Linked DNA regions of Homo sapiens: all the other regions are linked to region 3. The links are chromatin contacts, found by Hi-C or POLR2A ChIA-PET in ENCODE. All regions are on one chromosome and are shown on one strand. The core of a region is the stretch at or near the end of the contact, and the rest is flanking DNA. Distances in the headings are between cores, read along the strand shown. Region 1 holds the start of MLXIP (MLX interacting protein). Region 2 holds the start of BCL7A (BAF chromatin remodeling complex subunit BCL7A). Region 3 has its middle 40 kb from the start of MORN3.

What was found. A loop is a pair of places that touch in the nucleus more often than their neighbours do. ChIA-PET counts read pairs that join two places held with the same protein, here RNA polymerase II (POLR2A). Pooled maps may share reads with other maps.
Region 1: a loop to region 3 is called in a pooled map, with 4 times the contacts of the local background. The contact joins the promoter of MLXIP here to the enhancer-like site in region 3. A Hi-C loop is called at or near these places in 7 of 50 pooled maps. POLR2A ChIA-PET finds 5 or more read pairs at or near these places in 3 of 52 experiments (PC-3, WTC11 and activated naive CD4-positive, alpha-beta T cell).
Region 2: a pooled map shows a loop between it and region 3 (2.3-fold over the local background). The contact joins the promoter of BCL7A here to the enhancer-like site in region 3. A Hi-C loop is called at or near these places in 5 of 50 pooled maps. POLR2A ChIA-PET finds 5 or more read pairs at or near these places in 3 of 52 experiments (B cell, HepG2 and naive thymus-derived CD8-positive, alpha-beta T cell).

What each region holds. Positions count from the first base shown.
Region 1 is chr12:122,076,800-122,080,649 of GRCh38, forward strand. It overlaps MLXIP (MLX interacting protein), which reads left to right and starts at 1,957. Exons shown (of 17, transcript NM_014938.6): 1 at 1,957-2,467. The coding sequence starts at 2,055. RefSeq lists enhancers at 183-232, 2,300-2,539 and silencers at 1,500-1,779, 1,790-2,239.
Region 2 is chr12:122,020,002-122,023,522 of GRCh38, forward strand. It overlaps BCL7A (BAF chromatin remodeling complex subunit BCL7A), which reads left to right and starts at 1,883. Exons shown (of 6, transcript NM_001024808.3): 1 at 1,883-2,182. The coding sequence starts at 2,091. RefSeq lists silencers at 1,762-1,841, 1,972-2,291, 2,442-2,601 and an enhancer at 2,436-3,251.
Region 3 is chr12:121,627,775-121,631,401 of GRCh38, forward strand. It overlaps the pseudogene ORAI1. Among named protein-coding and RNA genes, the nearest start is that of MORN3, 40 kb to the right of the region's middle. RefSeq lists an enhancer at 656-715. Within about 2 kb of position 2,242, at least 2 of the 41 ENCODE cell types and tissues checked have a DNase peak (open chromatin) inside an H3K27ac peak, as active enhancers do.

The DNA of each region.
Region 1 (3,850 bases), core at 707-3,206, 450 kb after region 3:
AGTGGCTGGGCATGTAAACTTACCAAGGACCAAGGAGACAAGTCTTGAGAGAAAGGAAGGCAACTCAAAGGATGGACTTTTAAACACTTGTAACCAGCATTGGGAACAGTAGTAGGTTGAAGAGGGAAATCTAGAACTCATGCCTGAAAACTGCCAGTCATCCAGCCCATTTTTCCATACAGACATTTGGAAATAAGTTAATGGAGCCATTTTGGTGAGAGCCCTCTGTTCCCTTCAGGAGGCCTTTGTCAGGAAGAGGGTGGGGCAGGGGACTCACCCCCCACTCAAATCTGGAACTGAAACCAGCTTCAAAGCCGAGTGCAGAGCCAGCGCGGTGGCTCATGCCTGTCATCCCAGCACTTTGGGAGTCCAAGGCAGGCCTCACTTGAGGTCAGGAGTTCCAGACCGGCCTGGCCAACATGGTGATTGCACCACTGCGCTACAGCCTTGGGTGACAGAGCAAGACTCTGTCTCAAAAAACAAAACAACAATAAAACAAAGCAGAGTGCAGGAGTGGCTGTGGACTCTGGACGCCCTGCTAGGATTAGGATGGGTGTTCCTGGCTCATGGGCCTCACTGGCTCTTCTGATGCCCTGCCACCCCCACCCCAGACTGGCTTTGAGCCCCGGAAACCTTGACAGCTTTCTAGAGGTGTCTGTCAGTTAGGTTGTGCCACGCGAAGTTGCCGTTTCTGCAGGTCAAATAGTGGTGGACTATTGGCAATTTCTAGGCACCTCTGGTCTGGTTGATCCAAATCCTCCAACCTGTGGCACATTTATTTAGCGCTCATTTTGTGCCAGCCTGCCTGCTAAGCAACTTATAGCCATTTTTATTTGTATTTATTTTTCTTTTTGAGACAGGGCCTCGCTCTGTCGCCCAGGCTAGAGTGCAATGGCGCAATCTCGGCTCACTGCAACCTCCACCTCCCGGATTCAAGCGATTCTCCTGCCTCAGCCTCCCGAGTAGCTGGGATTACAGGGGTGCACCACTACGACCGGCTAATTTTTGTTATTTTTAGTAGAGACAGGGTTTCACCGTGTTGGCCTGGCTGGTCTTGAACTTCTGGCCTCAAGTGATCCACCCGCCTCGGCCTCCAAAAGTGCTAGGATTACAGGCATGAGCCACCGCGCCCCACTATAGCCATTTTTAAACTGTCCCAAGTTTCTGAGGAAACGGAATTGTTCACCATTTGACAGAGAAGAAAACTCTGGCTCAGATACTCCCCTTTTAGAATTGTTTCGGGGGCTGGCTCGTCCGTCAAACTTTAAAAAAATAACAACAGCATGCTGAGTTGAAGTTAAAAGAGCTGGGGTCTGGAGGTCGCTGGGCTCAGGGGCGCTGCCACTCAACAGCTGCGCCGAGCTGGGGACGCGCAGGGGAAGCAAGTTCCCAGCTCTGTGGACTCCAGGTCTGAGAAAAATCCTGTCGGTATTCAGCCACCCAGTGTTCCCATCAATACGATGAGAATAATGAGGACAATAGCCACCACGTCCGGCAAACTCAGGCGTGAGCTGCGAGGACTCGGTACCGCCCGGCAGGGAAAAAGCAGGGCCTGGAGGCCGAGGAGCCCCACCCGCACCCACCACGTGGAGCCGGCCGGGCCTGCGGCGAAGCCACAGGGCGACTCCCGGGGCGCGGAGCGGGGCGGGGGCGGGACTAGCACGGCCCCACTCTGCCGACGCCTCTCCCAGGTCGCGACACCGGCGAGCCGCTCCGCCCGGCCACCGTGTCCCTCAGCACCCACGGACGCCGGGAGAGGAGGAGGTGGCGAGGGGCACGGCCGGGAGGCGTGGCCTCCGCTTCCCCTTTTTTTTTTTTTTTGGTCCGCCTAGCTAAGGAAAGGTTCCCCTGCGCCTTTAAGAGGCCGACGCGGGCAGCCGATTGGCCCAGACGCCTCGGTGACGTCACGCCGGGGCCGGAGCCCTCCCCCTCCCGCCGCGCCGCGCGCTCGCGGACAGTCGGCGCGCGGGCCGGGCCGGGCCGGCGCCCCTCTGCCTCGCGCGCTTGTCGCGTTGCCCCGGGCTCCGGGGGATGCCCCCGGCCGAGCCCTTCTCATGGCCGCCGACGTCTTCATGTGCTCCCCGCGCCGGCCTCGCAGCCGGGGCCGCCAGGTGCTGCTCAAGCCCCAGGTGTCCGAGGACGACGACGACTCGGACACGGATGAGCCGTCCCCGCCGCCCGCCTCCGGCGCGGCCACCCCGGCCCGGGCCCACGCGAGCGCCGCGCCACCGCCGCCTCGGGCCGGGCCGGGCCGCGAGGAACCTCCGCGCCGCCAGCAGATCATCCACAGCGGCCACTTCATGGTGTCGTCGCCGCACCGAGAGCACCCGCCCAAGAAGGGCTACGATTTCGACACGGTCAACAAACAGACGTGCCAGACCTACAGCTTCGGCAAGACTAGCTCCTGCCACCTGTCCATCGACGCCTCGCTCACCAAGCTCTTCGAGTGCATGACTTTGGCCTACAGGTAGGGACCCCCGCGACCCCCTGAGGCCCCGGCCGGAGGCCCTTGTTTGACAAAACAAGCGTGGAGGGAAGGGCCGCCTGGCAACCCCGTGGCTTCATGCATTCCCTTTGGGTCTTCCTCCTTCGGGAGGGTTTATGGATCTGGGGTTCCCCGCGTTGCCAGAGGAGCCGGGGTCCTGGCCTCTTCCCCTGCCAGCAGTGCCGGGGTCCTTTCGGGTTCACGTTCCCCATCCAGGCCCTCCCCTCCAGTGTCCTGGGACCACCGATGTTGGACGAGGAAGAGGTATAAACACTGGCTGCATCTTGTGTTACCCGACTCTATCGACTCCTTCCTCCAAACGCTTTGTGTGTTTCCCCCATATCCAGCAGCGGTCAGGACCACCTGTTCGGGGTGACTGGAGGCTGGCTCTGCTGTTTAATGGTTGTGTAACACCTCGGAGCCTGTTTCCTCCTTTATAAAAGGGGAATGACTGTAGTGTCTGCCTCCAAGGGGCTGTTGTGGGGATGGAGTGAGATAGGTAAATTGCTTATTCCAGTGCTTGGCCAGAGTTAGGTGTCCCTGCACCTGGAGGCTGGCCCCCTTACAACCTCATCGGGAGGCCCGCCCCCATCTCGGGAGGGCTTTGGGTGCCTCCTAAGAAGACTTTTGGTGCCACAGCTGTTGGAGGTGCAGTCTGTCCTTCTGGCAAGTTGGAGGGTTTTCTGGCCGGTCCTGAAACATTATATGAGGGAGATGTCATTGTTGAGGGCAGACATCCCAGACACCGTTCTGACATGTGGATTCGGCTCTGGGCAGAGATTCCTCTTTTCCAAGTCACAGAAAATGCCTGGCCCTCAAAGATTAAAGCGCTTTTTCACTCTCTCTCCCTTTCCCACTATGAATATTAGGTATTTGCTGCAGGTAACTTTTTTGTCTGCGCAACAGAACTTCTTTGGACTGGCAGCAGCGGCCTTGAGCAGCTTGGCCCTGCAGAAAGCTCATGATGGGATCTCTGCTGAGTTAAGCTTATTGCATTAGGAACTGGACTAGCGGGGGCTGTCTTAGGTCTGCTCTGGAGGCATCGCGGGAGAAGTTTCCTAGGAGACTCCATAAACAGCGTAATAAAAGAGCAGGAATATCTTGCCCCCTCTCACCTCACCTTTTTAAGAGAGCTGTGAGCCCCAAGCATATCCAGGTTTAAATGTTATGCTTTTACCTGAAGTTAAAATATTAGATACTTAGCCCTGGATGGCACCCCCCTCACCGCCGCGGTCCCTGGAATAAACGATTAGTCAACTTGTTCTTTGTTATGTTCCTGAAACACCCCTATTTCCTCTCTTGAAGGTTTCCCTGATGATCTGTTCCCGTAGCTCCTCCTCCCATCCCCCTTACCCGGCACATTGG
Region 2 (3,521 bases), core at 633-3,132, 390 kb after region 3:
TTCTCTGAAGTCCTTCTTTCTCTTTCTCTTTTTTTTCTTTTTCTTTCTCTCTTTCTTTTTTTGTTTTGTTTTGTTTTATTTTGTTTTGTTTTGTTTTTTTGAGATTCAGTTTTGCTCTGTTGCCCAGGCTGGAGTGCAATGGCATGATCATTGCACCTCTGCCTCCCAGGTTCAAGCATTTTCCTGCCTCAGCCTCCCGCGTAGCTCAGATTACAGGCCTGCACCACCACGCCCAGCTAATTTTTGTATTTTTAGTAGAGACAGGGTTTCTCCATGTTGGCCAGGCTGGTCTCGAACTCCTGACCTCGTGATCTGCCCACTTCGGCCTCCAAAGTGCTGGGATTACAGGCATGAACCACCGCGCCCGGCCTTTTTTTTTTTTCTGAGACAGGGTCTCACTCTGTCTCCCAGGCTGGAGTGCAGTGGCTGGATCTCTGCTCACTGCAACCTCCGTCTCCCAGGTTCAAGCGAGTCTCCTGCCTCAGACTCCCGAGTAGCTGCGATTACAGGAGCCCACCACCGCGCCCGGCTAATTTTTGTATTTTTAGTAGAGACGGGGTTTCACCCACCATGTTGGCCAGGCTGGTATCGAACTCTTAACCTCAAGTGATCCACCCGCCTCGGCCTCCCAAAGTGCTGGTATTACAGGCATGAGCCACCGCGCCCGGCCAGTATTTGTTCTTTTCTTCATTTTTCACGTCAGGAGACTGCGTTTCAGAATAGTAAAAACAAATGCCTAGGAAAAGGCCTGCGGTCTCTCCATTTCCACAGTAGCGTGTTCCCCAAAGACCAAACCCTCAGGGGAAACGTCTAGAATGAGTAACAACTTAAGGCTGCAACCTTAAACTTTCCCAGGACTCAGTTTCCCCAGCTGTGAAATGGCTGCTGTCGGGCTGTCATCTCCAGGCCCGGGGCGCTGACATTTGGGCCACTCTCGGTCTCCCTCTTCATTCTGGGCGCGCATTAGCTCTGGTCCGGCCGGTTCCGCTGCAGCTGAACAGCAAGATGCGGCACCCAGGTTACCCTGATCATCGCAGATTTCTCCCCGGGGCTCTGTTCTGAGGCCTCAAAAGTGCTCCTTGTAGATGGGACCAGGGGTCATTTGGGCAGTAGCAGCGCCTGGTCTCAGTCTGGTACTGAAGTCAGGAATGGCTTAAGGTGAAATCGTGGTCCTCTGGTGAAGCTCAGCGAAGACCCCCTCGCCTTGTTTATGACAAGAGAACTTCTGGGGGCGGGAGGAAGAGTCCCTGTTACGATGCTGATCATCATTGAGCTTTTGCTGAGCAGAAAACTCTTTAGTACTCAAGGTCGAGAGTCTCTGGTGGTCTGCCTGGCACCAGGCACCTTCCTACAACCCTAGTTTTCCAAAAGGACAAAGCCTGGGGCAGGCGACGTCCTAGCTCGCATTTGAACAGGGCCGCGGGCCAGCAGAGATGCGCGATGCCCAACTCTTTCCAAGAGCACCTCGCGTCCCGAACCGGTGCCTTCAACTCGGAGAAGTCAAGAGACCCGCAAGAAACTTGCACGACTGCACCCGCCGCCGCGCTCTGGGGGCTGGGCAGGGGCAGCTGGGCTGGCTCCCGGGGAACGCGACCCCCCCGCGCCCCGCAGACCGGCTGTCTCCCATGGACCCCTCGGCACCTGCAGCCTCCGAGGAAGGGTCAGCGCGCGTGTCCGCACGCCCGCCCCCACCGCGCGCCCAGAGCCGGGGGTCGCCGTGCGCCCTTCGCCACCTCCCCAGGAGGGCGTCCGGGGCGTCCCCTCTGGGGGCGCAGGAGGCCCGGGGGCGCTGCCCGGTGGCCGCGGCGCCCGGAGGCCGCACTGCCGGCGGCGGCGGCGGCGCGGCTCCCCCTGCTCTGTGCAGCTGCCGCCCGGCGCTTGCGCACTGGGCCAGGCGCGCGGCGGCCCCGGGCTTTGTGTGTGTGTGTATGTGTGTGTGTGTGTGTGTGTGTGTGTGAGTGTGTGCGTGTGAGAGTGCGAGTGTCTGTGCGCGAGTGAGTGAGCGGCGGGCGGGCGCGAGTGTGGCCGCCGCGGAGCGCGAGCAGGACCCGGCGGGCGCGCTCCCCAGCCTCCGTCTCCCCGCCGGAACCATGTCGGGCAGGTCGGTTCGAGCCGAGACGAGGAGCCGGGCCAAAGATGATATCAAGAGGGTCATGGCGGCGATCGAGAAAGTGCGCAAATGGTAAGCGGAGGCGCCCGCCGCCAGCCGCCTCCCCGGCCGCCCCGAGCCCGAGCGCGGCTCCAGAGAGCCGCGGGGCGCAGCGCCCCGGCCGCCTGCCCCGGCCCAGCCCCGCCGCGGGCCCCGGGACTTGGCGAGGGCGGGCGGACGGGCGGGCGGCGCGCGAGCCGGGTCACCTGCGCCAGGCTGGGGCCGCGGCCGCTGCCCAGGTGCGCTCGCGCCTGTAGCCCACCTGGCGCGGCGGCCCGGAGGCGGCGGGCGCCGGGGCCAGGCGGTTGGAGCGGCGGGGCGGCCCCCGCCGCGGCGCTCGGCTCCCGGGAGGGGGGCTCGGGGCCGGCCCCAGAAGCCATTTCGTTTTGTGCAAGTCACATGAAAGCGGCTTCCCGCGCGCCGGGGCCGCGATGCCGGCGGCGGCGGGGAGAGCGCGAGCTCCATTGTGCAGGCTCCGAGCGGGCCGCCGCCGCCGTCTCCTCCCCGCGCACCCCGGCCCGCGCCCCGCCGCCCTCCGCCAGCCCCGGCCCGCCCGGCCGCCCGCTCCCGCCTCCCGGGCCCGGCGCCCTCGAGTCTGCGGAGTTTGCAGAGCGCGAGCCGTTTAAATTTAGCGCTTTGGGCTGCCTGGAGCGAGGGCTCTCGGCGACCAGGAAAGATGGGGGCGAGCGCTGGGAGCCAGCGGCCAGGGGCGCGGGGCGCCCACGTCCCACCCCGCTCTGCGCGGCGCCCCGGGCGGGGGGCTCGGGCCAGCCGATGTTTTTGGCCAGAAGCCGTTCGTCCTGGGCCGCGGCTGCCTCTCCACACCGGGAGCTCGTGTTTGTTTTGCGGAGGGAGCTGTTGTTTTTGTTCTCTGCACCGGGGAGAGGGGGACTTGGTGGCGGCCGCGCGTGGTTTTCGGGATCACATTAGCGTCCGCCCGGCGTGGCCCGGTCGACATTAAGGGGATCGAACCTTTCCGCGGCCTCGTCGGGGTCTGCTCGGAATCGGCCCCTGGGCCAGGCCCGAGGCGCAAGCAGATCGCCAGGTTGGGTCAGAGTTGTTGAAAACTCCCCGCTGCCTGATTTCAACTTTATTATTTTTTTCCCACGCCTTCACTGGGGTCCCGGAGGGAGAGGAGCCGCCGCAACGCTGGCTCTGAGTGTCAGCGCCCGCGGGCTCGTCTCGACCCTTTATTTCGAGCCTGGAAGCTGGGCAGGCCCTGTGGCAGGGGATGTTTACGTTTGGGGGTGTCGTTTCTCGAGTAGCGCCTCGGTCTCTAAAAGCCACTGGGGGCGAGCCTCCGGTGTGGCGGTGTCACAAGTTAGCTGTCCTTTCTGAGTCAAACCCAACAAAAAAGGCAAGAGGAAAATCA
Region 3 (3,627 bases), core at 992-3,491:
GATTCTCATGCCTCAGCCTCCCGAGTAGCTGGGATTACAGGCTCGCGCCACCACGCCCGGCTAATTTTTGTGTTCTTAGTAGAGACGGGGTTTCACCCTGTTGGCCAGGCTGATCTTTAACTCTCGACCTCGTGATCTGCCAAATCTCGGCCTCCCAAAGTGCTGGGATTACAGGCGTGAGCTACCACACCCGGCCCAATGGGCTCTTTCTTGATCTAGGGCATAGGCATGCTTTCCTTTCCCCACCATCCCAAAGAGCTGGAGTGCAAAGCCTCTGAGGTGTGGGGTGGGTGAGGCTGCGGATGGGCCTGAGAAGTGGCTCTGGGGATACCCTCAGGCTTGGCATATTGAAGTTTCTCCGTTGCAGGGGACTACATAATAACTACATTATTACCACTCGGTGATATCAGCCTGCCATGAATGGACTCTGCTCCCCGCCCCTCAGTTCTGTAGACCAGAGCACTCCTGCCCCCGCCACCAGTGAGCTAAGCCCTTGGCCTTGAGGGAGGGAGTGGCTGCACCCTTCGTGTTTTCTTGGGAAGGGAGTGTGTCTGAAACTCTCCCTGCTTTGCCTTGCAGCAGAGCCTGAATTTTTTAAGGCCCAGAGCACGCTGGGCCACAGTGGAAAGGCCGGGAGATGGGGAGTGGGAAGCAGCCTTCCCTGCTCAGTTACTTGCTGCCTGTGTGACCTCAAGCAACTCACTCTCCCTGTCCGGGCCTCAATTCCTGAATTGATCAAAGAAGGCTGCTACTCAAAAGTTTCTCTGACTTTGAGAATAAAATTGAGGGAGCCCCTGAAAGGAGATCAGGGAGTGTGTTTGCATAAACAGACGGCACTCTCATTTTTAGTTTAGACAGGACGGACTTCTGCTCTGTTAATTTCAAATCCTAAGAGACCAGGTTCTGCCTGCTGCCTGAAGAATCTCTAAAAGCAGCTGGCATTTACTGAACACTCACTCAGTGCTAGGTGCCTTAACTCCTGGGCTTACTCAACAACCCTCTGTGGTGATTTTGTCAAAGGGCTCTCCCAAGACCGCACAGCCAGTCTGGTGGAGCGGGATTTGAACCCAGCTCTGCTGGTGTTCAGAACTTGCTCAGGCACTTGTACCCATTGCGGTGTATAGGAACTCTGATTGATGTCCAGCCAGGGATGTGTTAGGACACTAGGAAATGAGAAATAGGGCAAAAGAGTTTCTTTTTTTTTTTTTTTTTTTTTGAGACGGAGTCTTGCTCTGTCACCCAGGCTGGAGTGCAGTGGTGCGATCTTGGCTCACTGCAAGCTCTGACTCCTGGGTTCACGCCATTCTGCTGCCTCAGCCTCTGGAGTAGCTGGGACTACAGGCGCCCACAACCACGCCTGGCTAATTTTTTTTGTATTTTTTTAGTAGAGACGGGGTTTCACCGTGTTAGCGAGGATCGTCTCGATCTCCTGACCTCATGATCCACCCGCCTCGGCCTCCCAAAGTGCTGGGATTAGAGGCGTGAGCCACCGGCGCCCGGCCGCAAAAGAGTTTCTTTTAAGCCAAAGAAAGTTTTATAATTGGTGGTGGGGAGGGAGCTACCAGTTGTCAGCTTTTCCCTGCAGCGCTTGGTATTTAAGATAATGGTTCCCCCTTTTCTTGTGGTCATGAGTTTATAGCTGCCCCAGGCTCCTTCTCACTCCTGAGGGGTGAGATCCAGATGAATGACACTTTCCTGCCTTCTCAAGTCCCTTCTTCCTTTCGAAGACAGGCCTCATGGTCAAATGTCACCTCCTTCTCTTGCTAAAAACAGTGTGGGGAAGTCAGGAGACTGGGGCAGCCAGTGGCATGGAGTGGGCCTTGGCCCACCCAGTCTGTCTCTTGGGGACTTTTATTTTCCCCCACCTGGGTGGAGAAGGCTTCCTGGCACTACTGATGGAATCCCCAAAGTTCTGCAGGCAGGGAAGGACCGAACCCCATGATACTCTCCATTCTGCAGTTACAAGAAGGTAACTGCATGTGCCATGAAGTTGGAAATCTATAGGAGGGATGGGATTGGGTGCAGGGTCTGACCATGCCCCACTCCCACTTAGACACCCAGCCTGTAAGTGAGCTTGGGAGAGGAGAGGGTGCCAGCAGCCCCAACGCCATGGTAACAGAGTGACAAGTTTCCTGGATTACTCTCCCTTGGCTTATGAGTCAGCACAACCAACTTCCTGCCCCCAGAGGGCTTCCTTCCCAGAGACCTGGAAAGTCAGAGGAGCTGACTTGACCTTTGATTGCCAAGGGATGGGGTCAACCAGGTGAGATTGAGGGAGGGTCTCCCACAAATCCTGGAGGGGATTGAGAGGTTCCCCACTTCATGGGTAGAACAGCCTGGCCAGGTGGCCGGGAAGTGTTGGGGATGGCTGGTGGGTGACCTCAGGCAAGAGGCTTTACTTCTTTGAAGCCAGTTTTCTTTTCTTTTCTTTTCTTTTTTTTTGAGACGGAGTTTCCTCTTTGTTGCCCAGGCTGGAGTGCAGTAGCACAATCTCAGCTCACTGCAACCTCCACCTCCCAGGTTCAAGCGATTCTCCTGCCTCAGCCTCCCGAATAGCTGGGATTACAGGCACACACCACCTCACCTGGCTAATTTTTGTATTTTTAGTAGAGACGGGGTTTCACCATGTTGGCCAGGGTGGTCTCAAACTCCTGATCTCAGGTGATCCACCCGCCTCGGCCTCCCAAAGTGCTGGGATTACAGGTGTGAGCCACCATGCCTGGCTGAAGCCAGTTTTTTAATGTGTATGGAGATGGCAGGTATCCTGCTCTCCCATGGACTCATATGAAGGTTCATTATGAGGCCAGACTGGGCCCATGAAACACAGGAATTTTCAGGGTCTGATGATGCACACCTTGCCCGGACCCTCTCTGATCTGCAGATGAGATTCTTGCTCCACACGGCAGTTCTAGGAACAGCAGGCCTCAGGCGCACCATCCTCCAAACTCTAATGAGAGATACAAAGCAAGGGGGCCTGGATATAGCATAGGATCAGCATCCCGTAGAGCTCCTTAAGCCCAGAGTACTCTTGTGGGCTTTGATTCAGGTCCTCTGTGCCTCAGTTTATACTTCATTGAGAGGCAGCCAGCCTCAGCCTGACCCCGTCCCCTGCAGGACTGGCGAGCATATGTGGTGATCTTGTCTGCTGGGGAAGGCAGGCTGTAACATTAGCCTGAGCTGAAGATAATTGGGAAGGTCAGTCTGCTGCCGTAAACAAAATGCTTTCCATGACCTGGGATCAATTATTTTTGGATTATCTGCCTCCTCAGTTCTCTGCCCGCCAGCACCCTTTTGTTCCCAAGTTCTAGAGCTGGTTCAGAAGTTTCCTGTAATTTCTATGAAAATGAGTTGGAAGGAACGACTCAAGTCATAAGACACTGAGCCTCTGTGACGTGTTCAGAGTTCAGGGACCATGTAAATGAGCAAGAAATTGCTATTACTATTCCTAGTACTGATCACTGATAGTAATTATTATTGCTGTTGTTGATTGGGCTCTTGCAATAGGCTAGATGGTGCCCCACGTAGCATCTTGTGTGATCCTCCTATAAACCAGGTGAGTATAGGTGATGGTCATTGAGAGGAAAGACTTGCGCATGGTCACCTGGCTGGGAAGCTGCAGAGCCCTGT